2 separate regions of the Mus musculus genome follow, and region 1 is linked to region 2. The links are chromatin loops, found by intact Hi-C in ENCODE. Cell type or tissue: heart. All regions are shown on one strand. Links, peaks and the distances in the headings refer to the core of each region. The heading gives the core; the rest is flanking DNA. Region 1 overlaps Arhgef10l (Rho guanine nucleotide exchange factor (GEF) 10-like). Region 2 overlaps Rcc2 (regulator of chromosome condensation 2).

Evidence for each region. A loop is a pair of places that touch in the nucleus more often than their neighbours do. Peaks named below come from ENCODE experiments on the same cell type or tissue, not always from the same donor. Only the 100,000 strongest peaks of a DNase experiment are listed, where the experiment ranks them.
Region 1: a loop joins it to region 2, with 2.8 times the contacts of the local background. A loop is called at or near these places in 3 of 42 quality-filtered maps.

Annotation. Positions count from the first base shown.
Region 1 is chr4:140,546,544-140,562,811 of GRCm38, forward strand. Arhgef10l (Rho guanine nucleotide exchange factor (GEF) 10-like) reads right to left here. Exons shown (of 29, transcript NM_001290803.1): 21 at 16,171-16,268; 22 at 5,985-6,106; 23 at 457-543. Among named protein-coding and RNA genes, the nearest start is that of Gm42335, 50 kb to the right of the region's middle. In heart, for the core only: a CTCF peak has its summit at 8,885 (motif pointing right); a DNase peak (open chromatin) is centred at 8,868; H3K27ac peaks cover 169 bases.
Region 2 is chr4:140,705,766-140,722,033 of GRCm38, forward strand. It overlaps Rcc2 (regulator of chromosome condensation 2), which reads left to right. Exons shown (of 13, transcript NM_173867.5): 3 at 2,186-2,279; 4 at 4,568-4,711; 5 at 6,366-6,497; 6 at 6,821-6,909; 7 at 7,634-7,748; 8 at 10,101-10,267; 9 at 11,255-11,435; 10 at 11,860-11,965; 11 at 12,575-12,647; 12 at 14,780-14,857; 13 at 15,335-16,268. The coding sequence ends at 15,439. Among named protein-coding and RNA genes, the nearest start is that of Rcc2, 12 kb to the left of the region's middle. In heart, for the core only: a CTCF peak has its summit at 8,295 (motif pointing left); a DNase peak (open chromatin) is centred at 8,436; H3K27ac peaks cover 991 bases.

The sequences.
Region 1 (16,268 bases), core at 5,207-13,206, 160 kb before region 2:
GCAGAGGGCCGAAAGTCAGGGTTTGCTGAGAACCTCAGAAACAGAGGAGGTGAATGGGAGCTCCACTAAGATGAGTAATAGTGCTGACGGATGCCTGGCCCCTGGGTGAGGCCAGGAACCCCGGCCTCCTGGGACCCCTGCCTCCTGGGACCCCAGCCTCCTGGGACCCGGGCCTCCTATGACCCCAGCCTCTGAAATCCAGGCCTAAGCCCAGCTTCCACTCTTCTATGTCCTGGAGGTCTGGTTACTTGCAAACTCTCCCTGAGTTCCATTACAATGGATGAGGCTCTACTGCCTACCTCCAAGCCCCAAGGTTCCTAGAAGCCTTTAATGGGGCTGCTACTTTCTCAGAATCCTTCCTGGGTGTCACTTTCTCTGTCCCCGTCCTAAGGACAGGCCACCACCACCACCACCAGCATCATTGCCACCCCAAGCTGGGCGAAGGGCACTACTCACCCAAAGGTAGCCCTGTGGAAGGGAAGTGCTGACCGCCGAGAAGCCCAGCAGGGGAGAGTTAACAGGACTGTGGACCAGGCCCCCAAGCTGTGGAGACAGAGACAGTATAGCTGGGTTAATCGGTGAGGTTGCCTGACCTCTGACAGGCTTCTGAGCCCATTGGCCCCCAGGTGAGAATGTGACACAGGCCACACCCAGCTCCCCATGCTTCATATTGGATCATCGCCCTTCTAGAACCTTCTGTCCAGAAAGGGCAAGGCAGCTTCTAGATAAGGTTTGTTGAGAGCCCCTAAGCCCCCCTCTCTATACAGGAGGAGAGTGCTTGCTCCTGTACCCCCAGGGGCCTCCTGCAAGGTTCTATAAAGCTGGGGGGGATGAAATGTGAGGAGCAGGAACTCTGCATCAGTATCTGTCAGGAAGATGCACTGGGACAGGGGCCTGGGCAGCTTGCGTAGGGAACCCATGGAAACCAGAACTTGGTCGGCAGTCACCTATCACTGAGTGCCACTGGCTGCTTACGTTCCCTCCTGCTGGGTGGCCTCTCAGAGCTTTGTCTCCTGAGCTGATCTGGAAAGCCTGGCTCTCCGGACAGTACAGAGAGGGCGGTGAGCCAGGCTGGAAGGTTCTGTGTCAATGGACACAAAGACAAACATTGGGCCTTTTCCCTGACAGGTGCTGCCCTCTGCTGGTGAAGAGCCTGCAGGTCCCGCTCTGCTGGGACACTCTAACCAAAATTTCTAACCATCCTGGGCGAGAGAGCCAGACGTTACCTCAGACACCCTCCTCATGTAGCGGTCAGACTGAAGCTCAGAGAGGGGACAGGGATGGCTTGAGGACACACAGCATGTTATGGGCAGAGGCAGGACTAGAACTCTCTCTACCTGGAAGTCCCAGGACAGTGGCCTCAGTACTACAGTGTCCCACACTGATCAAGAAGCAGCCAGAACCTCTGCGTCCATGTCTGTGCTGGCTGACAATGACATCATAGCCCAGACACAGGCATCACCATGGCAATTCCCGTGGGCCAGGTGAGTGGCAGAAATGGGTCTGAGATGGTGGTGACAACCATGGACTTCCTTAAGGGACACTTGTCCAGACCTCAGGCTTGCTTGTGACAGGAAGCCGACTTCTAGGAAGCCAGGCGCACGAGAGAGGCAGGGTACTAGCTGGAGAAAGGAGGCAGGCTTTGCATGGAGCTAGCCTCGGCTCCAACCCTACACCATACACCAGCTCCCTGTATGTAAGTGGGGACCTGACATCTGGCTGGGATGCTCTTAGGGCCTGAAGAAGTCAGCTAAACAATGTGGAGCACAGGCCCGGATGCCTGGCACCCAGCATCCCTGAGGCTCTCAGGGCCTGCATAGAATTCTTCAGCCCTTGGCATGAACCACAGCTGAGTGACTACACAGCCAGCAGGTCAGCGGATACAGCTTGAATGGGTTCTCCATAGGCCAGTGTGCTAGGAGCCTGGTCCTCAGGGTAGCAGGGCAAAGGGGCAAGACCTTTAAGAGGCAGGACATAGAGGGAGGTGATTAGATGCTGGGAACATCATCCCAAGAAGAGATGAATGCAGTTCTCATGGGACCCCAGTTCATTCCCTTGAGAGTAAGCTGTCACCTAATGAACCAGCCTGACCATGAACCCTGCCTTCTAGTCTCACCAAACACTGGCCTCCACATGTGATCCTATCATAATGCTATGGCCCTGAGACCTTACCGGGGAAAGGTCTGGGGCTGTCTGAACATGAGTTGTCCAGCTTCCAAAACAGTGAGGCAAATAAACCTTTTTCCTTTTTACAGTGTCTAACCTCAAGTATTTTGTTATAGCCAGAGAAAACAAACTATTACCAGTTCTGGCTAATGTAGGCTGGTGACCATCAGAACAGAGGCTCTCGACCTGGGAATCTGAGGACTAAGTTGTCTGGCTATATGCCCTCTGTGGGGCCAGGCTACAAGGCACTCAAGCCTCAAGCATCTCAGAGAGCCTGAGAGATGGCTTGGCAGGTAAAGGGGCTTGCCGCCAAGCCCAAAGACCTGAGTTCAATGCCCTAAGCCCACATGGGGGCAGGGGAGAAGAAAATGGATACCCAAATGCGCACCATGGAAAGCCCCCCCCAAGTAAATAAATAAATAAATAATGTAATTTTTAAAACTTAAAGCATTTCAAAATGGACACACTCTACCCTCCCAAACCTGTGGCCTTCAGACAAGCCTGGTTTGTGGCATGTCCTCCCCTGACCTCCCACTGCCCCTACTTTGGAATGGAGTCAAGAGCCCAAAAAGAACCCTCAGACACTCCAGCGGTCCACAGCCTGTGGGAACCCCCAGGGGACCTGCTGGGATGTTCACCTCTCTTCCTTGAACCTTGAGTGCATCGGACACAACTGCATCAGGGGTGCACACATATGCACATGCATATGTGTGCACACAAGTGTCTGAAGGTCAGAGGTCAACACTGTCAACACTGTCAACAGTCAACACTGTCAACACTGGGTATCTTTCTCAACTAACGTCCACCTTCTTTTTTGAGACAGGGTCTCTCACTGAGCCTGGAGCCCCACCTGTCTCTTTCCCCCACCACTGGGATTGCTACAGGTTAGCAGTACACACCGATCTCTTTTATATGAGTGCAAGGATCAAGTTCTTGTTAGTGTGGGAAGCAGTTACCACTAGGCCATCTCTCCAGACCTTTAACCATACAATTTAATCCTCACTGTGACCCAGTAAGGGGGGCACAACTGTCTCTCTGGTTGGTACTAAAGACGTGTTGCTACACTATGAACTACAATGCTTTCCAGTGTCACACGACTGGGGCATTCCAGGCCAGGAAACAACTCCAGCAGGAAGGCTCCCAGTCTTCGCCCTTTTCCAATGGCCAGCTCCTCCGAGACGGGGGTCTGGCACAGCCCAGCATGAACACAGCTGTCCGCTCTGAAGACAGCATTACTCTCAACCCCAGGAAAAGCAGAATTCAACACACACTTCACCGAGCACTTACAGGCCAAGGTCTTGTCTGCCCAGGAAAGAAGCGAGGCCAGCAACTCCCTTGCCCAACTCGAGCCTCCTCAGGGGGAAGAAATGGGCTGGCTGCCCACTCCTGTGGCCACCTGAGAGCCCGAGTGAGTGGAAGAGAAGCTTGGGCAGCCGCCTGCATACACATCTGTTCCCTCAGTAATTGGACAAGGCTGGCAGTCTCCGCTCTAATTCATCCGGCTGCCAGCGCAGCGCTTGATGGGGCACAGCTGTCTGGGCTAGGTAGGAGGCGGGCAGGGCTGAGCTAGAACAGCCCAGGAAATACGGCAAGACAGGCTCTGGCGGCTCCCCCAGGAGCCCCTTCCTTCAGGCCCATTACCCATAGATATTCATGCCTGTCTCTCTCAGCTGATGTGGGGCTCCTCTGCCAGTCCACGTGTTCTGGAGCCCTCTAGCTCCAAGTGAGGAGATACACGGGCCCTCACTCATCCTCCCACGTTCTGGACGGCAGATGAGACAGAAGTCTGCTAGGGGACTCCGCCATCTCTCTCTGACCTATGACAGTTCACTTGGGTGTGGCCTGTGTACCTGCAGAGGCCACACCCCAGGGTCACCCTTGGCTAAACAATGCAAGATCGACCCAGACAATCTCCCCTCCACAGACACTGGCTTCCACTCCAAGGCACACAGGTAACCCCCACTCTTTCATTATTTCCCTTTAAAAAGGCCCAGGCAGCCCATACTCTTCAGGATAACTTTCCTTTGAACGATTACATGGGAGAGTGGAGAGATGGCTCAGCAGATCCGTTAAGAACACTGACTGCTCTTGCAGAAGAACTGGGTTCAGTTCCAAGCACCCACACAGCATCTCACAACCATCTGTAACTCCAGCTCCAGCTGGATCTGATGCCCTCTTCCGGTCTCTGTGGGTACTGCATGCATGTGGTACACACACACAGAGCATGCCAGCCAAATGCCCAGACACAGAAAATAAAAGTGATCAAATCTCAAAGAATTAGATAAATTTTAGGTATTCCGAGGCTTTATTCTTTATCCTGATTGGGTGGGGCTCGATCGGCAGCAGGAGAAACAGCCTTTCTCAATTTTCCCTGCTCCCAGCCCTGGCCTCCAGGGCCCAGGCTGGGCCAGCCTCTGGCAGGGCCCCTGCACTGGACTCCAGGCCTCCTCTTCTATGCACAAAGCCCCCCTCCACGGGTTCAAATCAAGTTCTAGATGACACCACTGCCTGCCTTGGATCCATAGGGACTCTGGGAATGAAACACTACAAGATTCTCGCGGTCTCCCTCGCCCAGGGCCTAGCCTCATCACCCAGAGCCAAGAGTCTCAGTGTCCCCTCCAGAACTCACATTGCAATGTAACAGCCACTGTCACAGCACTAGAAGATGGCTCCTTTAAGAGACAATTAAGCCAAGCTCAATCCTATTCCCTGCCTTCCCTTTTTGATTTGTCTGCTCCATATTGATTTGGTCACTTAGAATGTGGGTCCCCAGGGCCCTCTGGGGTGTGTGTCATTCTTGCTATATGGATCTCTGTTTAATGCCACCTCCTCAGGGGCCTCCCTGAACTTGCTAACTGTATAGCCCCCATTTCCCCCATGCCTACTGTGTCTCTTCTCTATATTCCCCTCGATTCCCTTCTGCGTGCTGAGGTCCTGCCTGTCTTTGTCCACTAGACTGAAGGCCGCATGAGGCGGGGACCTCGTACGTCCCGGTCACCACTGCACACCCAGTTCTAGCATTCAATAGGTGCTCAGGGATGACCCGTGAACAGACAGATGAATGGAGGAATGAACGATGAACTTACATCGCCAAGGTGCTCTGTCAGCTCTTAGCGCCCCAGTCTACAGCCCAGCCCGCACGGCTCCTGCGACTATTTATCTGTGCTGGGTCCCACGCTCGCTCGCCCGTCCCAGAGCTCAGGGTCCTCATCTGCTTGGGAGAGGATAGACAACGGTTGCTCCAGATGGAGGGGCGGGCTCTGCCAGGACATAAGGGACAAGTGACGGCTGTGGGGGCGAGCTTCCTGGTGGTTAATACCATGGAGACTGTCATCAGGTGAAACCAACCCCTTACTGACTGTCATTTTGGCTGGGCCTTCGTCTCCTGTGAAATGCCGTTCTAACCACTATTATAAGAAGTAAAGCTAACACGAAAAGAATGCAGTGGGCAAGTAAGAGGGTATGAGTGTCACAGAGCATGCCAGGATGAGGGCAGTCCCACCAAAGCAGCCCTTTGGCCTGGTGGCGTCGGGCACAGTCCAAAGTCAAGACTTCAACAGATGAGGTTGCTAGTATCCACTATCACAAAATAATGGAATTTTCCACCCCGTGACCCATGCTGGTCATTCTCACACAGACCTCGTTCGTTCCGCGGAAAAGCTAGCTCACAGAACAAGAACAAATGGCTTGGCCCCCTGGGTCTCTAAGCTGGACTGAGACACTGGGCATGCCTTTCCAGCTGTGACAACTCTACCTAGACACTGGTTCTCCCAGGCTAGGCAGGGCCTCCACAGCTACCACACGCCGGGTCCACTCACCTGCAGACTGAGGGTCCGGGAGGAGAAAGCGGGGACGCAGCAGGCCAGGATGGGGCACCAGAACGGGGCTTTGCTTTTCTTGTCCTCATCGGGACACAGCCATCCTGGCTGGTTCTCCTCCCCTGCAGCAAGAGGAAATGGGTATATGAAACTAGTCAGGGTGTGAGCCCTAGCAATAGCGACTGGCCCTCAGCCCTGGGAGTCATCGCAGACCCCAGCAGGCTAGGTCCCACAGTGACCTCATTGCTCTGATCAGTCCCCCACCCCACATGCTGCTTGGTCGGAAATGAAGCTGAGCATCGGGCTATGAACTGGTCTATGGACCACGGGCAGAGGATCTGGGAAACCCAAGGGCAGAGTCCCAGCCTGACCCTACCATGGATCAACCTGTGCAGACATTCCAACCCCCTGAGTCTCAATTCCTTTGCCAGTGAAAGGGTGAGTGGGCTGGGGAGACGGTCAGTAGGTAAAGCGCTCACTGTGCAAGCATGAGGGGCTGAGTTCAAATCTTCAGCACCCCTGTGATAGTGAGTACCTGTAACCCCGGTGACAGCAGGTATAGACAGACAGACCTTAGGGGCTCAATGGCCATCTGGTCTAGCCGTGAGCGGGGTGGGGATGAGATTTAAGGCTAGATCTAGATGTATGTTGTGGCTCCATCTATGGAGCATTTGCCTAGCATGCAAGAGTTCCTGGGTTCTATCCCCAGCATGGAACGAATCAGGTGTGGTGCACACACCCATAGTCCAGCCCTCAGAAGTGGAGGCAGGAGCATCAGAAGTTCAAGGTCACCCTCAGCTCCACAGCGAGTTCCAGGCCGGGACTGGACCAGGTGAGACCTGTCCACTGAGTGGAATGGGAGCCTTTGGAGAAGGCTAAGCAAAGGTTCCTGTGTCCAAGAACTGAGTCAGACGCTGTGGCTTTGGACTTAACAGTTGCTGGTACGGGCAGATCCACACCAGCAGACAGTGCTTTCTCATTTGATGGGGAGGCTCTGCTCAAAGGCAGCCTCCTCTGAGACGCCCTTCCCGACCACTCTGGCTATGACAGCCCCTCTGAATGTCACCGAAGCCTGTCCTGTTTCCCTTGGTGTCTGTATGCCCGTCTGAATCAGTGTCAGCTACAGACACAGTTGTGACTTGTCACCACAGGTCCTTCGGTCGTAAGCTGTGAGCCGGGGTCTGGGTTACGACATACACCACTAACCCTGCAGCAGCGTCCGGCATAGACTAAGAGTTCAGAACACACAGGCTCAAAGAATGAATGGCAAGGGGACTGGAGAGATGGCTCAGAGTCTGAGAGCCCTGGCTGCTCTTCCAGAGGACCCAGGTTTGATTCTCAGGACCCACAGATGGCTCACAACTGTCTATAACTCCAGGCCCAAGGGATCCAAACAAGGCACAAACATGAACAGACATTTCACGCAGACAAATACTAATATACATAAAAAAATTTTAATATTTTCATGAATGAATGAGAGGAAGGGGCAGAAAGAAACTAATATCAGCCCCAGAAATTCTGCCTACTAAGAAGCCTTCCTTTCTTATACACCAGACCACAGCAGCCAGTGTGACACGTGTGTGTGTGTGTGTGTGTGTGTGTGTGTGTGTGTGTGTGTGCCCCTGTATCAGGAAGCACCAAGGTGTGATGGTTAACACCGAGTGCAACTTAACAGTCTCTTAAATCACCATGGAGACAAATCTGTGAGGGAGTTTCTAGCCTGGGTTAACTGAGGAGGGAAGGCCCACCCTGAACGTGGGCGGCACCATCCCCTAGGCTGGGGTCCTGGGCTGAACAGAAAGGAGACAGTGAGCTGAGCTCCAGCATCCACCTCTCTATGCTTCCTGGCTGCAGATGTGATGTGACCGGCTGCCTCAAGGCCCTGCCTTCACGCCTTCCTTTCCTTCCATGGTGGAATGTACCCCTAAACCTATGATCCCCCCTAAAAACAAAAACAAAAAACCTGGCCAGCATTCACAGTAATAAAATGTGGATAAAGTGCTCATCACCATAGAGGTGACACTGAGGGACTAGGAAGCAAAACTAGGTCCTGACTGGCATGAGGCAGGACCCACATGGGGACTTGGGGCTTCTAGGCTCCAATAACCAAGTTCTTCACACTAAATCTACAAGAACACAAGGCCACACCCCTCCAACATGGCCACACACCCCTCAATACGGCCACACCTACAGGGACACACTTACTCCAACAAGACCTCGCCTGCTCTAACAAGGCCACACCTACTTCAATAAGGCCACGCCTACTCTAACAAGGCCACTCTGAGTCCCAGTGTGCTGTCACAGACCAATGCTAGCTCTGTCCGAAGATGCCAACCTTCAGGGAGCCTACAACTCTGGGGTCATGAAGAGGTCATCAACTGTTGGGACAACAGCCTCCCTAAGGCCCACACTCCTCCTTGGTGGAAAACAGGAAGGCACACTTCTTTTGGATGTGTGACCGGCCCTCCACCCAGCCTCCAGAGCCAGTCCTCCACAGAACCCCATTGCTCCCTATTTGAAAATACCAGTGGTGTCCTGGTTGGCTTGGAGTAAGCCCTAGACTCTTCTAGAAGAGCCACAAGGACCACCCTCCCTCCCAGCCGCATCTCCTGATCACCAGGCTCCACAATTGTCAGCAGTTTCAGCACGCAGCTCTTGATGTCCCTTTACGGGGAACGCTGCCCTGCTACCCCAGCCCGTTCTGCAGGGGGCTCCTCTCCTAACCACATCCCCATTCTCCCTTCTCAACAGTCCCAACCCACCAGAACTGTCACATCCCTCATTACTGCAAGTGTCTCCAGATTGGGGCGACTCAATTTAAGTCCATCCACTTTGCCATGGTGAGAAAGCCGGAGACTAGCCTTGGATTCTGAGCATTGATCTTCCCTGGACTGGCACTAGGTGGCGCCATCTCTCAAGATGCTAGACAGCCAGCCCCAGGTCACCCACCTCAGCACACCAGGCATTTCTGGAGGTTGCCTTTTTGGATCTTGTCACATTTCCCAACCCCCACCTGTGTATGGTTCCCATGCGTGCATGTATGTACGTGTGTCCATGCATCCAAACTTGGTTTGTCCTCATTTCTAAAGATGGCACCCGGGATATTGGGCATGCCCAGGCAAGCATTACAGCCGAGCTCTATCCCAGCTATTTATATACATGGCCTACACACACTTGATTAAGCACACACTTCGATCCTGGGCTAATGGAAATGACCCGGACGTGCTAAAGGTCGGCTGGGCTAAGCTGTGCTGTGTGGGAGGTTAGAGGTTAAATGTGGTTTTCCCTTCAGATGAGCCTATGAGGCACAAGGCATTATAACTGAAGGAACGGGGTTGGCTCTGCTCCTCCACGGGCTTCTCCATTCTGGTGTGCATGCGATGTGGAAGCAGGAGGCTCTCTACCGTGCCGCTGGTCCATGGAGGCCAAAACTATCTATCCATGTGCTTTCTATGCAAACACAACAGTAGCAGCTTTTACGAAAGGCCAAAGAGAAAGGCTGGCCTGTGTAATGATGAACCACTCCTGAGAGAGACCCAGCCCAAACGCCAGCTGGGTCACAGAGACTGGAGTGGTCACATGGGTGACCACCACACTGGAGAAGCTGTAGGCTCCCTATAATGCACAAAGGCTGGCCGGGGACCCCGATGGCTCCCATCCCTGTCTGAAGCCCTCAGCAGTGACAGCATTTCCTAATGGGCCCCAGAAGTGGCCCTTCACACTCTGGGCCCTGGAAACTGTCCCATAAAACCTATATCCCTGTCACGGGAAAGAGGGGAAAAAGCCAGCATGTGAGAGATGTGTCAGGCCAAGCACGACTTCCGCACATGCATACAAGTCGCCCCATCGGGGAACCGCAGTAAAGAAAGTAAGCCATTGGGCTGGATGCACAGTACGCTCAGGCCACGGTGGGAAAAGGCCTGCCCTGCTACCTCTCAGTTAAGGCCCAGCAGTAAATAAACACAACCCAATTTAAGATGCTATCCCTGCCCAGGGAACACTCACAGCCAAAGTCACCATGCCACGCAGGAGACCTGTGACGCTCACCCACCTGACAGCCAGATAGGTGAACGCACAGCACCCACCCCCACAGCTCCCCCCAGCTCCTCCCTCTGTCCCCCTGTTCCCCCCCAGCCTATCAGACCCTGGCATTTCATCACCATATATATTTTTAACGATCTGACCTTCTCCCTCCAGATGGTGCCTTTCTTGTGTGCAACTGAGATTGCTAAATGAAAATGGAGTTGTGGGCTCCCCATCTGTCGCTGCCATTGTCCCTGTCACAAAACCAGAGCGGCTGAGACCCGATGAGGAGGCTGTGGCCACTGAACATGGAAAGTCTACCTGGGGTAGGTGACATTCAGGTGACGCACCAACGGCACAGTGGTGATTTCGACTGACACTAAGTGGAGGCTTATTTAGGGCCGTGTTTGGCAACGCTCATGGTACTCAAGAGCCATTGTGGCACAGGAGGGAGCTCTAGGGATGGAAGCCTTCCCCCTCCCCCCTTACCCCCTCCCCCAGCCTAGGAAGCATCTCCTCAAACCTACTAGAAGCACCCTAGGCACCACCTACCCCAGCCTTCAACACACTGTGTGACAATGAGCTTGTTGCCCCATCTAGAAATCAGGGGACCAAATTCCAGTCATTTGGAGTTGTTGGGGGGAGCCTAGAAAGACCATCAGTGAGGTCTTAACAATTTGAGGAGAGGCTGAGCCACCTCTAGCCCTGCTGTGTGCTCGGCCTCCAGGGTGAGGTCCTCACCATCACGGACCTCTGGTCTCAAAATTCCCACATCCGCGGCCATCTTCAGGGCCTCCTCATCAGCCGGCCTGATACAGGGAGACACTACTAGTCACAGCCAGTCAGGGAGATGCTACCAGTCACAGCCACCAGTCACAGCCAGTCAGGGAGATGTCACCAGTCACAGCCAGTCACCAGGCCAAGCATCCTTCCCCTAAGCCACCCCACCCTGAAACGCTCAATGCTATCCATGGAAGCCAGCTGAAGGCCACAGCTTCCCAGTTGGAGTGTAGGGCTTCGTACCCCTTCCCAGAGAAGAGGGCCACCATATTCAGGAAAAGCTTAGAGCAGTGGTTCTCAACCTGTGGGTCTCAACCCCTTTGAGGAGCGAATGATCTTTTCACAGGGGTCAGCTAAGACCAACGGAAGACAAGATATTTATATTACGATTCATAACCGTGGCAAAATTATAGTTATGGGGAAGCAGCTGAAATGATTTGATGGTTAGGGGCCACCGCAACCCGAGGAACTGCACTGAAGGGTCACGGTACCGGGAAGGTTGGGGTTCTCCTCAGTTCTGCTACACCCCAGTTCTCAAGACTCTCCTGACCCTCACTCACATCCCCAGGCCCCAGGAGAACCATTGGCTTAGGGGGTCCTAGCACAGGGAAGGTTTGCAGAGTTAATGAGATTTAGACCTAGGACACAGTCAGGCTTCCCAGGGCGAAGGTTGCAGGCCTGCATCAGTACTGAGTAGACATGAAGACAGAGAGCTGAAGGCTACACCAGAGAGGAGACACGGGGAGACTCCCAGGTTGTGTGCAGCCTCCTGCCTGAAGCCCCTGAGGCTCCTCCTAGTGTGGGTGTGACAAGGGCCTGCCACACCCAGGCCTTCTCTGGAGAGCAGTCAGGGAAAGGTTCTGGGGCCTGGGGATATGAGGGTCGGGGAGCAGAGTTTTAAGAACTGGGGTGGGGGGTGGCAGCAGAATTCTGAGAGCCCCGACCTTTCCTTCCTTCTCTGGAGCCCTCTGTGTGTACCCATAACCAAGCCTCTATGTATAGAGGCTAGCAGCTGTGATGGGTGGGGCAGAGTCTGGCCCAGCTCTGCACTGCCATGGGAGGCTGAAACTCCTGGGTGCAGGGCTGCCACACACACCCAACGCCCCAGTTCCCTGCACTCCCTGTGGCCTGAAACACCCACATGGTCCCTACTCTCTGATTCCCCCCGAGCTGGGTGCTAACAGCTGGCAGGACAAAGCAGCCTAGAAGCCTTGGAACTATGGACCAGTGTCTTCTAGCTCCAGGTCGCATGGTATAAGGCCTGCCCAGTCACCTGCTGAACCTTCCAGTGTGCCTGAGACCGTACTGCAATAAGCAAGGGTCCTTAGAGATCCAGTCTTGTCACAGATGGGGAAACTGGGGCTCAGGAAGGAGGTCTGCCTTTCCCAGGATCACAGGGTAATGCCAGTGTTTAGAAAGGATCCCCTTCTAGGCCAAAGCTTTCCTGTCCCTCACTCAGTCTTTGGGGGGGCTGCCATCCTGACTCGCTGATGCAGAAGAAAATTAAACACGATAAAGGACTGGCACATCTTTAACATGGTCTTGCTCCTTGCACATCACACACACATACACTCACACATACACACACACACACATGCTTGTACACAAACACACACTCTCACACATACACACACACACATGCTTGTGCACACACACACAAACACACACTCTCACACATACACACAAACACACACATGCTTGTGCATGCTCACACACATATACACACAAACACACATATATGTGCTTGCACACACATACATACACTCACACATATACACACTCACATACACACAAACACACACATGCTCGTGCACACACACATATAAAAACACATATATATGTGTGCACACACACAAACACATACATGCACACACATATGTATACATACATACAATATGCATACACATACATACATACATACATGCACACATACATATACACACATACATATATACAAATACATACACACATAACACATGCACACACATATGCACACACATACATGTACACACATGCGTGCACACGCGCACGCACACATACACACACACACACACACGACACTGCAGATGAGAAACAAAAGCAGCCAAATGAAAAGCACAAGTTATTCAAGCCCTAGGGGACCCAGCATTCAAATATAATTTCAAACGACTCTCCTATTAAGGCTGCTGAAGTGACTATGCGTGGAGATAAGACAGTCCACGGGCTCAGTCAGTGCCAGGCCCAGCAGAATCAGCCCAATTCCGCAGACCGTCCAGGTTCTACTAGGACACTGCCTGAAAACCCAGCCTGGGAGCTCAGGCCTGTGATTCAGGTACCTGGGGAGCTGATGTGGAAGGGTGGTGAGTTCAAAGCCTGCCTGGGTGACAAAGTAAATTCAGCTCAGGGAGCAGGGGTGGCCCCCCTCCCCAGCCTCAAAACAGAAGGAAAAGGAGAAGTGAGGATGTTAGTCAAGCGAGAGCCTTGCCGAGCATGTGTGAAGCCCTAGCTCCATCCAGACAGTAGAAGGGAAGGAAGAGGGGGACAAGGAGGAAGGAAGAAGGAAACAAAAAGGAAGGAAGGAAGGGAGGGGGGGACGAGGGGTACAGGGGAAGGGGCAGGAGGGCAGGGGTAAGGAGGCAGGGGTGCGGGGAGGCAGAGAGGGGCTTACAATGGGTTTAGGCATTGGCCCACCTGGCCGTACATAGTTGGGAAGGCAGCATGTTCCTGCCCCCAAGGCCCAGCAGGGGGCACCACCTTAGCCTTCCAAGGGCCAGAATCTCCAAGTCTTATCTTAAATAAAGCCTTCTCTTCACCCTCTGAAGAGCTCAGGTCTGGCAACACCAGCCCTAGACCCAGAGCCAGGGCACTGACCAAGCAGACACCTCTAATCCCAGCTCCTACAGAGCCACACACCCCTCCCCATCCTCCCCGGGGCCCTGTGCCCAGCAGCAGAACACCTCACTTGGATGCAAACCCAACTGTGATGTCCCACCCAGGCTCCCCATGTTCCAGTGAGTACCTTCAGCGCACACCCAGAACAAGTTCCTCTAACAAGTCTTCCTTCTAGACTCGCCTGCAAGTCTCACCTCTGCTCTACAGAACACCATGGCCATCTGAGACAACACCTAGCTCTTTCACACACACACACACACACACACACACACACACACACACATTCATGCACACATGCATACACATGTTCTCACATACATACACACACACACACACACATTCATGCACACATGCATACACATGCTCTCACATACACACACACACACACACACACACCCTGCTCTGGCCACTGTGAACCACCCACTGCTGCTGCCCCAGGACCTGCACACTTGTGGCTGCCACACCTGGATCACTTGGCCCAGATCGTCCCATGGCTTCTCCCTGACACAGCCCTCACTCTTAGTGACAGCCACATGGTCCCACTTCACCCCCTTCACAGTCCAGCACTCCACTTAATGTCCGTGTGTCCATCCCAAATTCAAGTTCCTCGAGAGCAGAGAGCCTTCTGAGTTTTGTCAGGGTCCTTTATGCCTAAAATTACCAGGGGATGGGGGAAGCAGAGGCAGGTGGATCTCTGTGAGTCCAAGGCCAGCCTGGTCTACGTAGTGAGTTCCAGGACAGCCAGGGCTACATAGGGAATGGAGCAAACAAAGCTGGAAATGGTCACCTATGAGTGTCACTGCAGTACTGAACAGACTAATAGACCCTTGCAGCTTGCTGGCCGCCCAGCCTAGCTCACTCAGTCAGCCCTAGAACAAACATGGGGAGCTGGGGAGGCGGCTCAGTGATTAAGAGCTGCTTTGCCAGAGGACCCAGGTTCAGTTCCCAGCACCCACATGATGGCTCACAACTGCCTATAACTGCATTTCCAGGGGCTTCTTCATCCTCTTCCAGCCTTCCATGGCATGCAAGTGGTACACAGACATCTATGCAGACAAACACACACGTGGTCTTGGCTTTTAAAGTGGATGGTGTCCGGGGAACACCTGAGGCTGGCCTCTGGCCTCTGAACGAGTACACACACACACATGCACTCACACATGCATACACATGCTCTCACATACATACACACACACATGCACTCACACATGCATGTACATGCTCACACACACATACACATATGCATGCTTTTGTGTACATACGCACCTAGACACACATACACTCACACATGCATACACATGCTCTCACACACATACACACACACATGCATGCACATGTTCACACACACACATACACACATGCATGCACACACATACACGCATGCATGCTTGTGCGCACACACGCATCCTGACACACACACACACATATACTCACACATACACACATACTTACATGCACACATCACACACTCACGCATGCACACACACATATACACACACATACACACACTGCTATATGAGACAAATGAAAAGGGTTTTTAATGAATGAAAGGCAGCTGACAGAGGCCTGACTCCTCATTCAGGAATGTTTTTTAAACCTATTGGAGGAGCTGGAAAGATAGCTCAGTGGTTAAGAGCACCAGCTGCTTGTCCAGAGGACCCACGTTCGATTCCCAGCACCCACATGGTGGCTCACAACCATCTGTAGCTCCAGTTCCAGAAGATCTGATGCCCTCTTCTGGCCTCTGAGGGTACTGCATGCATGTGGAGTAGATACACATGCAGACAAAACACCCGTATATAAAATAAAAAATTAAAAAAAAACTCATCTACAGAAAGATCACATACACAGTCAAGGTAAACAAAGATGCTCCCAGTATCAGCTAGACCTCTACCATACAGTCCTGACTGTCCAGGACCCTAGCCATAAAACAAACAGATACAATCTTACAACCCACTGCATGTTAATCTGGCAGGGTTGGGACAGAGGCAAGTGAGGTGGTGGAGGCCCTGGGAAGTGGCAGAGGCCCTGGAAGCACAATGCCTGGTGTCTGAATCCTACATCTAACCCTACCTGCTGTGTGATTTCATAAAAGTTACTGCACCTCTCTGGGCCCGAGTCCACAATGATTTTTTTTTTTAAGTTCTCAAAGACCTACCTCAGGGAGCTTATGAAAAAAAGATGTCCGTGGGATTTTGCAAGCCTCCAGCCTGGTATTTATTTATTTTAACGTACTGAGATGTGTATCAGTGGTGATTAGGTGCCACCAGCGTGTGCTCCCTCAGCTGGTTAGCAGTCAGGCAGGAATCACCTCCCCCTGGCAGCTAATTCAGTTTGTGTCAAATCCCAATAACTCATCGACAAGAAAGCCAAGGCTTAGAGAGGGAGGGAGTGGTCTGCATGGCACCGCCTCCCTCCCACTGGGACACGCCCTGTTCACTGACCATCTCCAGCTCACAACCCCAGCTGCTCTCCCTGCCCCGCCCTGGCTCTGCCCCCAGCCTGTACTCACTTAGTCCAATCTTTGCCAAGTGTAATCTGTTGACCCAGGAAATCTTGCTCAGGGGGTTCGGGGTGATGAAGACCACCATGAAACTGATGGGCCGGCCA
Region 2 (16,268 bases), core at 3,734-11,733:
GGTGAAGGTCGAGCTTGGGAACCTCCCAGCTTCTCTCCCCTCAGAACCTGCTAGCGCAGCGCTGTTGGGCCTGGGCTTGTGCTGGTTTTGAGGCCTCTCCCCTATGTTTCTGGGGCCCCTTCAAAGTGCAGACCTGAAGAGTAGAGTGAATGTATGTGTCCGTGCACAAGTAAGTGTTGGCCCTACTGCGGGCCCAGTGCCATGGGCTGAGCCTGGTAGGATATTCCAGCCCCACCTGCCCTTCAACAAAGGAGAAGGAAGGGAAAGTAGGCTTCCATCCCGTTCAGGTAACTTGAGTCTGGCCCCACACCCCACAGGAGGTCTGAATAATTGAACTGGGTGGCTACTCCATCCTTGTGAGGCCTGGGTTGGCCAGGCAGGTCCTGAAGCTTGATCCTGGCCTCTGCCTTTTGGACCTGACTGGAAGTAGGGGACACCGGGGAGATCAGGTCCCACCCCACCCCCACCCCCCCAAAAAAGTGTGCCTGCTGGGGACTTGTAGGATGCATTGGGTGTGTTGGGACAGCCAGCCAGGGGCCATTGTGGGGTGGAAACTATTGGAGCTGCGGCCACTGTTCAGGGGCAGGCGCACAGATTGAGCCTAGCAGCCCGTTTATTTATCTGCTTTTATTTATCATGTGTTTGCTTACTGTTCTGGGGATGGAACCTAAGCTTACTCTGCCCAGGCTAGACCTAATTAGCCCACAGTGTGCTTTTCATTTAGCATACTTGTGCACATGTGTGTGCCTGCTCACACCACGTGAGTGCAGACGCCCTCAGAGGCCCAAGGGTGTCAGAACCCTGGAACTGGAACTACAGCCGGTTGTGAGCCAGTACCTGGTCTGGGTGCTGGGACCTGATCCTAGGCCCTCAAGAGCAGTGAGTGCTTACCCTCTGTGCCATCTCTCCAAGCCCTGCAGGGTAGATTTGGAACCCAGGTTTAATCCCAGCATTTGGATTTGGATGGCTGAGGCAGGAAGAGTAGACAAATTAACACCGGGCTGGGCTACCTACATAGTAAGACCTTGTCTGAAACAAAGACAAGTGTATTTCCTCAAATGCACACCTTTTTGTTTCCATGGGTCCTGAGGATTTGAACTCAGGTCATTGGGCTTGCGTAATGAGTCCTTTCACCTCACTGAGCAGGAGCCCACAAATGTAAGTTGAAAGGAAAGAAAAATGTATTTTGACATTTGAGCCAGAGAGCAAGCGAATGCGCAATGGTGTGGGCATGGCCCACAGTTGTGTGGTGGCGGTGGCCTTTGAGATGTCAGATCTGCACAGGTGGTTGAGGCTCAGTAGCCCTGATCTTTTTCTGTGTAAGAATGTGGGAGAATTGAAGTACCCTGACTGGACAGGTATGGTCATAGGCCTGTAGTCCCAATGCTGAGGGAGCTGAGGCAGGAGGACCACTGTGATTTAGAGGCAGTCAAAGAAACTATATAGCAAAATTCCTCTCTAAACATGGAGGGGACAGGGAGTCGGGCTCTTAGCTGGGAGCTCTAGTGAGGGGGCTCCGTAAACAGCGTTGGATGAACCCATGGAAGGCCCTCTGCCTCAGACCCTGCTGCCCCGCCAAAGCTGTGCCCACCCTGTTTTACCCCCTGGTGAAATCAGGCTGTAATTACCCCTTCTGTATTAAAAATCCCATTACTGTGGGCAGCACACAGGACTGATGCCATGGTAACTCTGTAGAGGGGATGCAGGGCCTGAGGTATGAAGGTTGCCAGTGCACCGTGGTGCTGGTAGTGGGGACTGCAGAGCTGGCCTGGGCTGTGAGGTTCCTGGGTCTCAGCCTGGTGGGCTGGTCTTGTGCATGACTCTAGCATGGAATCAGAGCCCAGCTCTGCTTTGGCTCAGTGTTGGTGCTGAGCTCGGACTTAACATGGGGAATTCTGAGGGTGGGCTTGAGGTCATCTGCCTTGGAGCATGTGGTGGTGGCGGGGGGATTGGATGGGACCTCTAAGCAGTGTGAAAGCTCCCACACAGGGTTATTTTAAGCCAGGTGTGACAGTGCACACTTGCAACTTGCAACCCCAGCTCTTGGCTGAGGCTAGAAGATGTGTGTGCCAGGTTAGTCTGGGCTGCGGGAGAGCCCAGCTCTTTATTTCATCAGATAGCTGTGGAGTGCCAGCAGCAGCCTTAACGAGCTAATTCTTGGTTTTCTATCTCTCTCTCTCTCTAGAAACTTGAAGGGTCTAAGTGCAAAGGGCAGCTTTTGATTTTTGGGGCAACCAACTGGGACTTGATTGGACGGAAGGAAGTGCCTAAACAGCAAGGTAAGGTAAATCAGGTGGCCAGTGGGGTGCTGCTCCGCCCACCAGGTAGGTGTTCTTGGGGTTCGTGGACATGAGCAGAGAAGAGAAGGCCCTGCGAATTGCTTAAGACCACAGAGCCACTCTGGGGAGGATGCTGCAGTTGAGTTGAACCTGGTCTCCCTGCATGTCTGTGCCTTCATAGTTCTGTGTTGCTCGGGAAATGGAGTCCTTAGACAGCCGTGACTCCCTGAGTCCTGGAGATCTCCTCTCACTACAAAGAGGCGGCCAGTTCTGTTCTCTGGTGCCATGAGGCCCCATATTCATGTCAGACGTGGCGGGCAGCGATGTAAAGGCTTGTCACAACTCAGCTGAACGTGTACACTGTGGCGAGCAGGGAACAGTCCCACCCAGTAACCTGTGTCCAGCTGCCTGTAGACAGGGTGCCATCCTGAGGGGCCCCTTGGAGAGAAGAGGGCTGGCTCAGTGCCTCATTTTATGGCTGTTGGTTTTATTTGGAAACACGCCCAAAGTACTTGTCGGTGAACAAATATTTGAACACCGCACACCCTACACCCAAACCTGGGGGCCTTGGCCTTCACCCTGCCTTGGGAAGACGGCCGTGGGTCCTGCATGGGATGGATGGAGCTGACCAGATGCCGTTCCTTTGTGTGGAAGATAGCCATCTTTTACCACAGCCATGGACACCAGTCCTGAGAGCAGAGTGGCCACACAGGCTCTTGCTGTCTGCTGTATCCACTGCCCTGATATGGCAAGGACGCCTTGACCTGACTGTCACCCTCTGCTTCCGGTGCCCTCTGTGGCCCCGGAGCTGTGCTGCCGCCAGTCCAGAGCAGACCGGGCTAGTGGTGTTGGGGTTGTCTCGCCTTCCTGGCCCTTCTGCCTCTGGGTTGGTGTGAGTAGTTTGACTGTTAATTGTAACCTCTAGGCCTGGCCAGGTGGCCTGTGTGGCCTCTTCCTGGAGCTGCTAGGCGGCAAGGTAGAGGAGGGGACTCTTTATTTCCCGCATGGGCCCCCTGCTGTAGCCTATGGTGAGGACTGGGTCCTGGGGGTCTGGAAACCATGGGACTAATGGCTACCAGTCCAGCTCTGAAGCCGAAGCCACTGCCAGCTTGTGACTGTGACCTGTGAACTGAAATGAGGGAGAGGGTCCCTGGAGTGGGAAAGAGATCCTTATGTTATTGTGGCTGACAATGGTGCCCTCTTCAGGGAGATAGGCATTGGCAGGGGTGCTGGAGAGCCACTCCGACCCCCCTGGCCCCCCTCCCCCGGGCCAGCTGGTTCAAGAACCAGGCCATTTCTTTACTCCAGCTGGTGCCTGGTATAGCTGCAGCTCACAATCCTGAAAACCACTAGCGGTTGCTTGGTTTTCCAGAGTGACAGCCATGCAGTGCTGCCCGCCTTTATCCCTGCGTCTGTTGGTCTCCGTGATTCAGGGCTGATTGGGGTTTCTCTTCAGTTCTAACAGCCTGAGAGGCCAGCATTTCAGTTCATCCCTTGGAATATCGATGCTGTTTGATTCTGTTTTAAAGTACTTTTCAGTGGGGTGGCTGCAGGGTCCCAGGGTGCCCTCTGATGCTAGGTACCTGTTGCGCTGCAGGGGACCGGGAGGTGGGGTTAGAGTGCTGCTGGTGAGGTAGGCATAGAGAACCCTTCGGGGTGACCCGTGGGAAACCATTCCATTAGTTGCCAGCAGGCTGTGTGTGAGCCATCTGAATTGTGGCTAGCTTCTCAAGTTGCCCACAGCTGTTCTAGAGGTGAAAGAAAAGCCACACTCCTGTCTCAGGGACGTGGGAGTGGCACTTGTGAGGCCTGTCACGTGACGGGGGAGGCAGTTAGAGTAGGTGGGATGCACATTGGAAGTACAGTGCAGAGTCCGACCTGGTCTCCCAGAGAGCCTGGGGGATATGCTGGGGAATGAAGCCGGCCAGCAGCCCAGGCTTCCCGGGTATGGGGGGGACTCTGCAGGGGTGAGTGGCAAGGTCCCCCAAGTAAGCAGGTGCTGGGGGGGGAGGGGCGCACTGAGAAAGACTTTTTCTGGTAAGGGGACCAGGGGAAGTCTGGGGTAGAGTCAAGAGGAGGGTAAACAGGACCACCCAAGCATTCTGTGTCCCCCAGATGGGTACAGAAAGGCCAGCCCTGCCTGTCCCGTAGTGTAGGATTGTAGGGCTGAGGAGAGAGATTGTCGCCATTAGTGTAGGTATGCTGGTGTCCCTTTGCGACCCCTGGTTGATTTGTTGGGTGCTCCTCACATGTTCTGTGGGATTTGATTTGTATTCTTCCCTTTGCAGCTGCGTACCGCAACCTTGGTCAGAATTTGTGGGGGCCCCATAGGTATGGGTGCCTGTCAGGAGTCCGGGTGCGAACCGTGGTTTCAGGCTCATGTGCTGCCCACAGCCTCCTCATCACCACAGAAGGGAAGCTGTGGAGCTGGGGTAAGTGTGGTGGGTTAGAAACGTGCTCTGAAGTGGGGCTTGAAGAGACTTAAAGTCACCTGGAAGAGGCTGTCCTCTGCCTGGTCCATGGCTACGTCAGTTCTTGCCTGCTACTTGTATTTAGGGGCTGACCCTGGGCCCCAGGCTTACTTGGCAAGTCTTTACCCGTGCACCATCTCACTGGCCCCGTTCTCTGACTCCACCTTGGTGAATGTTTTCCTGAACTTGAAGCAAGTGTGATCTTCTGATGCTGCCATCCCTCCGACCGGCCGTCTGTCCTTGCCGTGTTGTCCCTTCACCAGCCATTGTTCTGCTTTAGCTCCTGTGCCCCCGTGAGGTCTGTGTGCCATCGCTAACGTTGCCCCTGGCTTTTGAAGCTGGTGTGTCTTGTTACAAGGCGTGGTGGCTGGGTCCCTGTGGCTCCTAGCCTCGGGTCTGAGACTGGGCCTTTGTCCATCCCTCCCGAGTGTCCACCTCCCTTAGGCAGGCTCTCTGGTGACTCAGCTGTCTCCTTCCCAGGTAGCCAGGAGGTATTGCCTAAGGCGCACATCATCTGAGACTCAGGGCTCAGGCAGCTGGGGAGTTGGCTTCTCCGTTTGTTTCCAGCCTTTGCCTGGCTTCTGTTCATGTGACGTTTTTAGTTTGGTCTATTCAAGCCGTTTTTATTTTTATTTTTATTATTTTTTTTTATTTTATGAGCTGCTGCACCAGAGTCCAAATATATTAACATCTGCCGCCTTCTCTGCACTTGGCTAATTTTATAATTCTGGTGGAAAAAAAAAATCTCACAAGTGTGTGTGGCCCAAATGTATCCTCCCAGGCTTCGGGTGACATACCAACATCTGCCCCAGTTTTGTATCTCTGCGTTGGTGTGGGCCCTCCTGCTGCTGTGTCCTCAACACTGGCCATGGTCTTTCATGTCAGTGTCCCCAGCTTGAGAAAGCTTCTCTGTCCTTTCTCTGATGGCAAGGATCTAGATTGCATCTCAGGCCTGACCCTGTGACAGGAATAAGTCCCCCAGAGTAAGAGAGGGAGCTCCCTGGGGCAGCAGCTGGGCTGTGGCGACCTGCCAGAGGTGCCGCGAGTCCACTGCCAGACACTTGGTGGAAGGGCACAAGAAGGAGGCAGAGTGCTGCTGTGCTGTGTCCTCACGCAGACGCAGGAGCTGCAGCCAGCCTGCCTTCACTAAACTTGGGGTATGCAGGCTTCTCTTGAAGTCAGCACCTGCCCAGTGCTGGCCCTGGAGCCAGCCCTCCTTTCATTGATTCTCTCCTTGTCATGAGGGCTCATGAGGCTGGGGTCTTATAATGGTGTGTATGTGTGTGCAGAGATAAGTAGATATGATCCATACTAGGTGCATCAGACTCCCTGAGGAGAAGGGGACTGTCCCCCAGCCCCTACAAGGAACGGAAACTGTTCCTGGAGCTTGAGGCCTGTGGAGTACCCAGGTCACACCAAGCATTTCCTGGAGTAACACGGTGTAGGGACGGCCCTGAAGCTGACCACTTACTGTTGGGATAGTCTCATGGGGCCAGCTCCACTGGCGAGAGTAGGTGTCGGGTTGGTGGAAGGTCTGGTTTGAGGATGAGGGTGGGGGCCGCCGCCCCAGCGTGTCCTTGCATTGCTTACCCAGCCAGCTGTGATCTCCTTGCAGGTCGGAATGAGAAGGGGCAGCTGGGCCATGGTGATACCAAGAGGGTGGAAGCCCCCAGACTCATCGAGGCCCTCAGCCATGAGGCAATCGTGCTGGCAGCCTGTGGGCGCAACCACACCCTGGCCTTGACAGGTAAGAAGGCGGCTTCTTTCAATTTACTAAGGCGCCAAAGATGGTTTGTCTGGGAGTGAGCACTTCAGCCAGTGTCGGGAGGATGATGCCTGGTGAGTTAGCTGATTAGTTAGACAGCTAGTTAGCTGATTACTTGCTGGAAGCAGTGACAGGGCTGTGGTGACACTGGGAGCCCAGACCAGGGTCTGCGTGTGGCAGGGCTCAGCTCTGTTCCTCACTCTTGTCCTTGGGATGGACAGACACATGCCCCATGCTCGGCCTGCTGGGTGAGCTGCTTGCAATCTACCCTTCCATCCTTTCTTGTCCTGTTTGTCTCCTTTCAGATACTGGATCAGTGTTTGCCTTCGGAGAGAATAAAATGGGGCAGCTGGGTCTCGGGAACCAGACAGATGCCGTCCCAAGTCCTGCTCAGGTACCAGCGGGCTTTGAGAAGTGGTGCTTTGCAAGGGAGAGTGAGGAGAAGAGAATGCCTGTTTGTGTCAGCCCGGCAGCGGGGATGCAAGGCTCTCTTCTCTCCCTGCAGACTGTGCCGACCTGTCCTGCTCCTGGGGCCAGTGGCGGGTGGGGTTGGGGGTTAGCGGCTAAGTCTTGTAGTTGTGAGTCCTGCAGTGCAGTTGGGGTGAGCCTGGACACCGGGTTCTCCTGGATCCCCCAGGTTCAATGCTTGCTGCTTTGTCTGGGCCTCAGCCTGGCCTTGCCCAGATTCTGCCTTTGGTCTCTGACTCTGCTGTGGGACCAACCTGTCACCCGCCCGCTGTCTTTGTTCTTCCTTATTTGAGCCGTTTCAGATCTGGCTCCTCACTGACAGCTTTGGTCTGGGGGCGGCATGAAAGCCTCAAGTTGGGGCTGATAGCAGTGTGAGCACCAGAAGTGACCTTTGGGGTCACTGAGTTTTCTCTGTTCATGCCTGTGGTTGAGTCACCGGATGATGGAGGGTTAACAGGGTTAAGGTCTCAGCCTCTGCTGTCCTGGCAGCATGGGGGTCGCCAGCAATTAAGAGCCCTTGTAGTCTAGGCTTTGCGATCCGTAGCCGCTCAAGTGGCAGCCTTTGAACTGTTGTGGGCGGCTGTTGTTTGATGCCAGGCAGAATGAGGAAGAGACTGGTGAAGCTGAAGTTGGCTGTCTTCTCTTTTCAGATAATGTACAACGGGCAGCCAATCACCAAGATGGCCTGCGGGGCCGAGTTCAGCATGCTGATGGACTGTAAAGGAAACCTCTACTCCTTTGGGTGCCCTGAGTATGGCCAGCTGGGTATGGAGGTCTCTTTCTAAAAGCTCTGTAGTCTAGCTGTAAATGTGGGGTTGCACGCACATGGTACAAGTGTAATTGATCCAGATAGCAGTGGCTAGCCGGTAAGTGCGTCTCGTGCTCAGCAGAACAGCTTGCCGGTAACCAGCCGGGTACAGGGGTCAGTGCAGACTCGAGGACTGAGTCTGGTGTGGAAATCCATTTGTGTCAAGAGTCTCAGGCAGAAGGACAAAAGCTGAGTCCCTTTCATCCGGTTTCGCGTATATAAATGAGCCTTTATTGGAAGTGAGAGTTCCATAAGAGGGAGGTTGTTCTGGAGATCCTGGCTAGACTGGCAGCTGGTGTGTCTCCAGCTCACCCCTCACCACACTGGGCTCCGTCCTGTACAGAGCAGAAGAGGTCAGCAAGCCTGTTAGAGCTGACCGTGCAAGATCTCCATTTTCCTTTCCCCGCAGACTCGCAGCCAGTTAGTTCTTCCTAGTCCCTTCTGCAGTCCTGAGCACGAGGTGAGGTGTGGGCGCCACCTACTGGTGTCTGAACAGCCTGCAGCAGTCCAGGATCTGGGTTGCTGGGTCTCGGCGTCATTAGAAGTGCGCAGATGGGAGCATATAAATAGAAGCAGAGCATTGCACTGGCCACAGACTGCAGGGAACAGTGACTCTGTGGAACTAAATATACCTCGCGTCAGAGTGAATGGGAAGGACCGGCCCCTTACGCACACACGTCCCTGCTGGTTGCCAGGGAGTTCTCAGGCTGTTGGATAAACGGTTTCCATGGCCACGGGCGGGCCTCCTGCCATCCCCAGGCCCAGCACAGGAAGTGCGCTTCTGTCCTCTCTGCTGTGTGTGCGGCTTCTCTGCCACCCTTAGACAAGCATCTTGCTGCAGCCAGCCTGTTTGCCGTTGGGAACTTGATCTTGGCGGTAGGATGGTATCCATGGAGTGGCTTTGGAGGGACAGTTAAGTACAGCGTGCACTGTCTGCTACTGAATTCTTGTTGACATCTACTAAGGAACCTGCTTCACCTGCTTCTACAGACGCTCTCATTCCGTTCACTCTGAAACAGGCTGGCACACCCCTGTGGTCCTAGCATCTGGGGGCAGAGGCCGGACTATAGCAAGTTTGAGGGTGGCCTAGCTTACGTGGGTTACAGGCCAGCTGGGGCTGCAGAGTGAAGGTTGTCTCCAAAAACAAAAAGCAAGCCTAACCCCCCAGTTCTGTTCTTGCCTCTGTGCAAACATTGCTTTTAGAATTCAAACATGAGGGCGGGGGAGGGGCTGGCGGGGAACTGTAGTGATCTGCTGCCAGGGACTGAGACTGTCCTCCTGGCTACTGGGTCCGGACTGGGCCTCCTAGCTTGTTTTTGTTTGTTTGGTGGTTCTATTTTTGTTTGTTTTGAGATAGTGTCTCACTGTATCTCCAGCTGGCCTAGAACTTGTTTTTTTTTTTTTTTTAAAGATTTATTTATTTATTATATGTAAGTACACTGTAGCTGTCTTCAGACACTCCAGAAGAGGGCGTCAGATCTTGTTACAGATGGTTGTGAGCCACCATGTGGTTGCTGGGATTTGAACTCTGGACCTTCGGAAGAACAGTCGGGTGCTCTTACCCACTGAGCCATCTCGCCAGCCCCGGCCTAGAACTTGTTATGTAGACCGGTCTGGCTTCGAACTCTGGGATCTGCCTGCCTCTGAGCACTGCAGTTAAAGATGTAGGCCAGTAGGCCGTGCGCATTCTTGCTTGTTTTTTGAAACAGTTCGTGTAGTCAGAGCTGGCTTCAGATTTCCTGTGTAACTAAGGACGGCTTAACTTCCTGCTCTTTCTGCCTTTTCATCCCAAGTGCTGGATATACCACCAGTGCAAGAAGGCAGAGAGGGCTGGGTCCTTGGGCCACGGGCTTGTGGTCCGGTACCAGGCAGGCTTCATGTCGCGCTGGGTTGGATCATGCCCGGTGTGTGCCAGCTGCCCAGTCTGTAATGACTTCTCACAGGCGTTGTGAATTCCAGATTTTATGTCCTGATCTTGTCGCCCTTCCCCTACTCCTGGTCCTCTGACCTCCCCAACTCGGAGCGTGGGAGGCTGTCCTCAAGATGAGAGCTGCCCACTGTTGTGACCTCAGCCACAGGAGGAGACGCCATTTTCCTTTGCCTCCCAGTCCTTACGGATATATGTAGGGTTTTTCCTAAGTTGCTGTACTATGGCGTAGGGGGTCCTTGTTTCATATGCATTTTTAAAGGATGCCCGGTGTTAGGTACCAGCTTGTGAGCAACTGGGCAGACTGAGCCTCTGGCTGGGGGCAGGGTGGTACCCCGGGCCTGGGCCTTTTGTCACTGACGGCCTGTTGTGCTTACCACAGGGCACAACTCAGATGGCAAGTTCATCGCCCGGGCGCAGAGGATAGAATATGATTGTGAGCTGGTGCCCCGCAGAGTGGCCATCTTCATCGAGAAGACCAAGGACGGGCAGATCTTACCTGTCCCCAACGTGGTGGTTCGAGATGTAGCCTGTGGCGCTAACCACACAGTAAGCCTTGTTTCTTTCTCAGTGACCAAGAGCCATGCTGGTATAGACTGGTATCTCTTACTCAAGCTATGTCATTTGGCTGAGTCTCCTGTCTGGATCTCTTTCCTCTGCAGACAACTTGCAGACATGAGTATACACGTATGTCTGCGCCCTGCCACTAGCACACAGCACGCATGTGCTGTCTGTATGGTAGGCAGTGCCTTTTGCTAGGGTGTGAGTGGTTGGCTGTTGAGGGTGGGTCCTTAAGGTCATTAGCAGAACAACTGGAAGGACAGCAGTTGGGGGGGGGCTGCCCTTAAGCCCCTTTATTTTAGCAGGTGCACATGCACTCACCATTCACAGTGTGCGTGTGTAAATCAGAGACACTTATTCCACGACAGTCATCGGCCTTACGAGTCAAGGACCTTCACATGCTGAACCCTCTGGTTTGGTGGTGGTGTGGTTTGGTGGTTTTTAAGACCAGTTCTGACTGTGTAGCCCTGGCTGTCCTGGAACTTGCTGTGTAGACCAGGCTAGTCTCAAATTCTGCCTGTTTCTGCCTCTCTGTCTCTGGTTCTGGGGTGTTGGGTGTTCTAGCCCTTGAACTGTGCACCTTCTGCCCCATGCTGAGCTAGCTATAGTTACACATCCACAGGCTTTATTTGATGTGAAACGTCAAAGACAAGACAAGACAGGTTGCAAACAGCTGGCACATCTGTACCTGTCTCACCTGTGTGCACCTGTGGCGGGCAAGCACAGAGAGGTGGCAGGAGCCTCCCCCTTGTTTCTGCAGTTTAGACAGTGTTGCCACAGATGGCCATTTGGCCTCTGCATTTAAAGAAAGAAAGGAAGATCGCAGCCTCATGAAGGGAGTGCATGCCGGCCCCTGCTGGCTGCCATCTATTAGGCTGTGGGACTCAGGTCCTCTCCTTTGCTGGCTGCTCCTGTCCCGGATCCTTCGGTCAGAAGCAGTGGCTCGTGTGCTGAGCCTGTCTCCTCTCTCTGCAGCTGGTCCTGGACTCTCAGAAGCGAGTGTTCTCCTGGGGCTTTGGTGGCTATGGCCGGCTGGGCCATGCCGAGCAGAAGGATGAGATGGTGCCTCGCCTGGTGAAGCTGTTCGACTTCCCGGGGCGTGGTGCAACCCAGATCTATGCCGGCTACACCTGCTCCTTCGCTGTCAGTGAAGTGGGTCAGTGCCTCTTCCCCTGTCTCGTTTCTTAGGTCCCCGCAGTTGGAGCCAGGTGCAGGGGCTTCCTCCTGGGGACATCTGCTCCCACAGGCCCACAGCCATGTCTGTCCCTCCCTGGCTTGTTCTGTTCTCTGCAGTGTCCTTTTAAGCAGTTGTCCCTCAACTTGGTTTTCTTTTTTTTTTTTTTTTAAAGATTTATTTATTTATTATATGTAAGTACACTGTAGCTGTCTTCAGACACTCCAGAAGAGGGAGTCAGATCTTGTTACGGATGGTTGTGAGCCACCATGTGGTTGCTGGGATTTGAACTCTGGACCTTCGGAAGAGCAGTCGGGTGCTCTAACCCACTGAGCCATCTCACCAGCCCTCAACTTGGTTTTCTAAGATGCTTATTCTAACACTTCTTTGGTTTGCAACCTTCCAGGTGGCCTGTTTTTCTGGGGGGCCACCAATACCTCCCGAGAGTCTACCATGTACCCGAAGGCAGTGCAGGACCTCTGCGGCTGGCGGATCCGGAGCCTTGCCTGCGGGTAAGTGGCTGTATCCAGGGCATGTGGTGTGTGCCTGCTCTGTGTGCCTGTTTCCTGAGGATGGCACTGTGCCTGCTGAATCTGAGTCTTCCTGGCTGGACATAGGCGACACCAAACCCCCACAGATGTGGGAGAGGGGGAGAGTTAAGGCTTGGTAGGTGCTAGGACAGGCAGCTCCTTCCTTCACAGAAAGTAATTTTGAAAGTTTTTGTTTGGGGAGAAAAAAGCAGAGGGTGGCAGTTTTCGCTCAGCTTGGAGACTGTAGGCTTTTAATTTGTCAACACGCTGGAGAGAGGACTTACTGAAGAGCTCCTGAGCCACCCAGTACTTACAGGTGACGAATGAGGGTGTGTAGGAGTTAGCTTAGTTACTGCTTCCTGGTCCTTGTGTCCCTGTCTGTCCCCCATCCCAAAGGCTCCCTCTGAGAGCCCCAGGACCCAGCTGGGCAGTGAGGCCCTGGCCTTGGTATTGATCTGCAAACAAATGTGGCCCCTCCCTGTCTGGGAAGAAAGAGCCACTAACACTGTAATGAGTTAGCATGGAGGTGGGTTGTCACACTGCAGGGTTGTCCTGGTCTGGGTGGTGATGACAGCATCTGCCTGTTTGCAGGAAGAGCAGCATCATCGTAGCTGCGGACGAGAGTACTATCAGTTGGGGTCCATCGCCAACCTTCGGGGAATTGGTGAGCCACGCACGCCCGGGAAGAGCTGTACGCGGGTGGGCGGTGTCCTTGTCCACTAAAGACTGTCCCAGCAGTGGGCCGGTCACATTTGGTTTTAAGTGTTAAGACTTGTCCTGGCTGGCTGCTGGCCTTGCTGTAGAGAGGGTGGCAGGCCACAGTGACAGGACTGTTCTTGTGGTTGGGACCCGTGGTCTATACTCGCAGGAGGCAGTGTCTTACGCTGCATGAGTCGCCCTGGTTCCTGTGACCTCCAGATTTTGTGCTTCATAGGCAGACAGGCCCATATCCTTGTGCTCTGTGGATCAGTGTCATTAAGCCAGCCACACAGGTGCCTGGAGGATTTTGTTCTTCATTTTCTCCAAGTCAGGTCACTAGTTTGTTCTCAGTGCCAGAGACTGGAGTAAGAGTGGAAGGCACCGCCCTTGCTTCTTTCTCACTGTGCAGCTGCCCTGTCCATAGGTCCCGAAGCTCCGTGCACTGGAACCTCTGTGAGGAGGCCAAGGTTGGCTTGCGGGTTTTATGTTTCTCCTGTGGCCAGGGTTACACCCTCAGTGTGGCCTGGCCCTTGACTCTGATTGGCTTGGTTTTTTTTTTTTTTTTTGGTTTTTCGAGACAGGGTTTCTCTGTGTAGCCCTGGCTGTCCTGGAACTCACTCTGTAGACCAAGCTGGCCTAGAACTCAGAAATCCGCCTGCCTCTGCCTCCCAGGTGCTTGGGATTAAAGGCGTGCGCCACCACGCCCGGCTTTGTTTTGTTTTGATTTGGTTTTCAAGACAGGGTTTCTCTGTAGCCCCAGCTGTCCTGGAACTCACTTTGCAGAGGCTGGTCTTGGACTCAGTCTGCCTCCCGAGTGCTGGTGTTAAAGGCTGCTGGCCCTTGATTTTCTTACTTTATCTTTTTGGGAGTAAAAGTTTTCTCTTTGGGCTCAACAAAGCAGGGCTGTTCTTGTCCCTCAAGCTGTCACTGACCTCCAAGGGACCCCTTGTAAAAAGCAGAGAGACTATGGCAAAAGGGACTGTGGGTCTTCCTCTGCTTCTGTTTTCTCAGAGGAAGATGGATGCTGCGTTTTGTTTTGTTTTCAAGTTAGCAACTCAACATGTAGCCTTGGCTGGCTTGGGACTCACTGTGTAGACCAGGCTAGCCTCGATTCACAAAGGTCTGGCTGCCTCTGCCCCCAAGTGCTGGGATTAAAGGTGTTCTCCACTACACATGACTGACGGGTCGTTTTGGGGAGCCATTAGAAATGGTCTTTTGAGCCAGGCAGTGGTGGCGCACGCCTTTAATCCCAGCTCTTGGGAGGCAGAGGCAGGCGGATTTCTGAGTTCCAGGGCAGCCTGGTCTAAAAACAAACAAACAAAAAAAAAGACTGGTCTTTTGACAGCCTGAACGTCATGGTAGAACGTCTGGAATAGTGACTTATAGGCCAGCCTGAGCCTCATAGCAATAAGACCCTGCCTGCTTCAAAAAATTGTTGATCTCTGGGGGCTGGAGAGATGGCTCAGCAGTTAAGAGCACTGCCTGCTCTTGCGGAGGATACAGGTTTGATTTCCAGAGCCTTCATGGTGGCTCACGACTGTAGGTCCAGGTCTAGGGGATCCAGTACCCACTTCTGGCCTCTGTAGATACTTAGCACTCAAGTGGTACATAGACATGCAGGCAAAATATCCAAACACAAAAAAATTTTTTTAATGTTTTAAAACGCTCCCTAAACACAACTTTGCATCGTCGTGGATTTGGGAAGCCTTGGCCAGGAAGGGGTGCCTGCAGGAGCTGAATCAGGGGCAGGACAGGCCTTGGGACCTGCCCTTGGCCCCATGCTCCAGCAGTTCTTAGTCACTTGAAACTTCTCTGAGGTTGTCAGGGCTGCTGTGTTGTCGGCATGTCTCAGCATGTTGGTTATGATTGTGTGGGTCTGACTGCAGTGGCTTATCAGCACTGTCACCAAATGCCTGACACATTTTGTCCTATTACCCACAGTTGGCTGATAGTCCTGGAAACATGCACCTCTCTTGTGTTGGAACGTGCCACAGGCTGAGTTTCATCATTGCCTCTGTGTAGCCCTGGCTGTCCAGGAACTCAACTCTGTAGACCAGGCTGGCCTCGAATCGTCATTGCTTCTTCTTATCTCCGCAGGGGTATGGGGACCACAAGCCCAAGTCTTCTACTGCGGCCCAGGAGGTGAAGACTCTGGATGGCATCTTCTCCGAACAGGTGAGGGCCTGTGCCTGTCCCGGCTCATCATGTCTGTGGGGTCACTGCTGAGCCATGTCTGTCCTTGTGTAGAGTGTTGGGAGGGTATAGCCCTCAGCAGAAGAAAGGCAGAGGAGTGCTGGCCAGTCCCCAGCCATGTTCCTGGTGCTGTGGTCACACACTGTTCCTCCCCTTATTCTGAGATCCTGGCCAGGACCAGGGACTAGTCTCTGAGTAGATAATACCTTTTGGCCTGTGTTTGGGGGCAAGTACAGTGTAGAGCCACACCCCAGTGAGGGCTCTTTGAGCTTCCTGCAGGCCTGGGTGTGGGGCTTGGGTGGTCTCAGTCCTGAACACCAGGGTTTGTGGGGAGGAAAGGGTTTCCTTTCAAGGCTCAGTTTCCCTCCATGTTGACCCTCACCAAGCCAGGCCAGCATGTGGTGTCTGGCATACATGATGAGGCATGTCTGCACTGCTGACACCGTCGTGCTTCCTCAGGTGGCCATGGGCTATTCACACTCCTTGGTGATAGCGCGAGACGAGAGCGAGGCTGAGAAGGAGAAGCTGCAGAGGCTACCTGAGTACACCCCGCGCACCCTCTGAGCAGGCCGGCCCTCCCCTCGTGGCAGCTGTCCTTTCCACGTGCACTGGGACCAGAAGTCAGACAAGGAATTTAGGAAGCAAAAGTTGACCAAGGGTGCATTGGGTTCGCCTCCCCGAGGCTCCGTTTCCAAGCGATTCAACGTTAACTACCTTTTTCTGTATGCTTTCCAAAGTGTTTCCCTCAATGTTTGATTAAAACATTTGCTCATAGCCAGCCTGCCTTTCTACGAGATAGGCAGGACCTCTGAGCGATGTAGGTTTTTTTATTTTTAAGTTGTATTTCTTTTCTCCCTGCTCTTGAGTGTCCTTGTCCTGCCCTCCCATTCCAGCCGTGATGAGCATTGTGATCCGAGTGGGTGCCACGTGAGAGAGGGACTGTCACTTTCCCAGACAGAAACGGCCTTTTCAGGAACCAGCAGCCGCTAGGCCAATCCCTGGTGGTCGGTCTCCATCCCGATTCCTGCCTGCCCGCTTTGAGAGACCCGGTCACTTGCTTGTGGGCCCTCCCACTTGCCTCTGCCACCTCCCCTCATAGCTATTCCTGGCTTGCTGTCTGCAAGGCCCATGTGGGCCTTTTGGCTGAAGCATTTGTAGAAGCAGCCATCTTCCCCCTGGTGGGGCTTTGGGGTCTATGTTAGCCATTTGTATCTACTTTAGCTCTCAAGTCCAGATGAGAATAGGGACCGTGGGGTATGGGGTGGGCAGTTAGAGGTTGGTCATCCAGCAGTCAGATGTGTCCTCGGTCCTCTGTGGCCCTCCGTTGCCGCCTGTGTGCTTTGCCCGTGTGCTCCTGCTGTCCCTCTGCCTGGGATGGCCGCCCTGCTCTGAG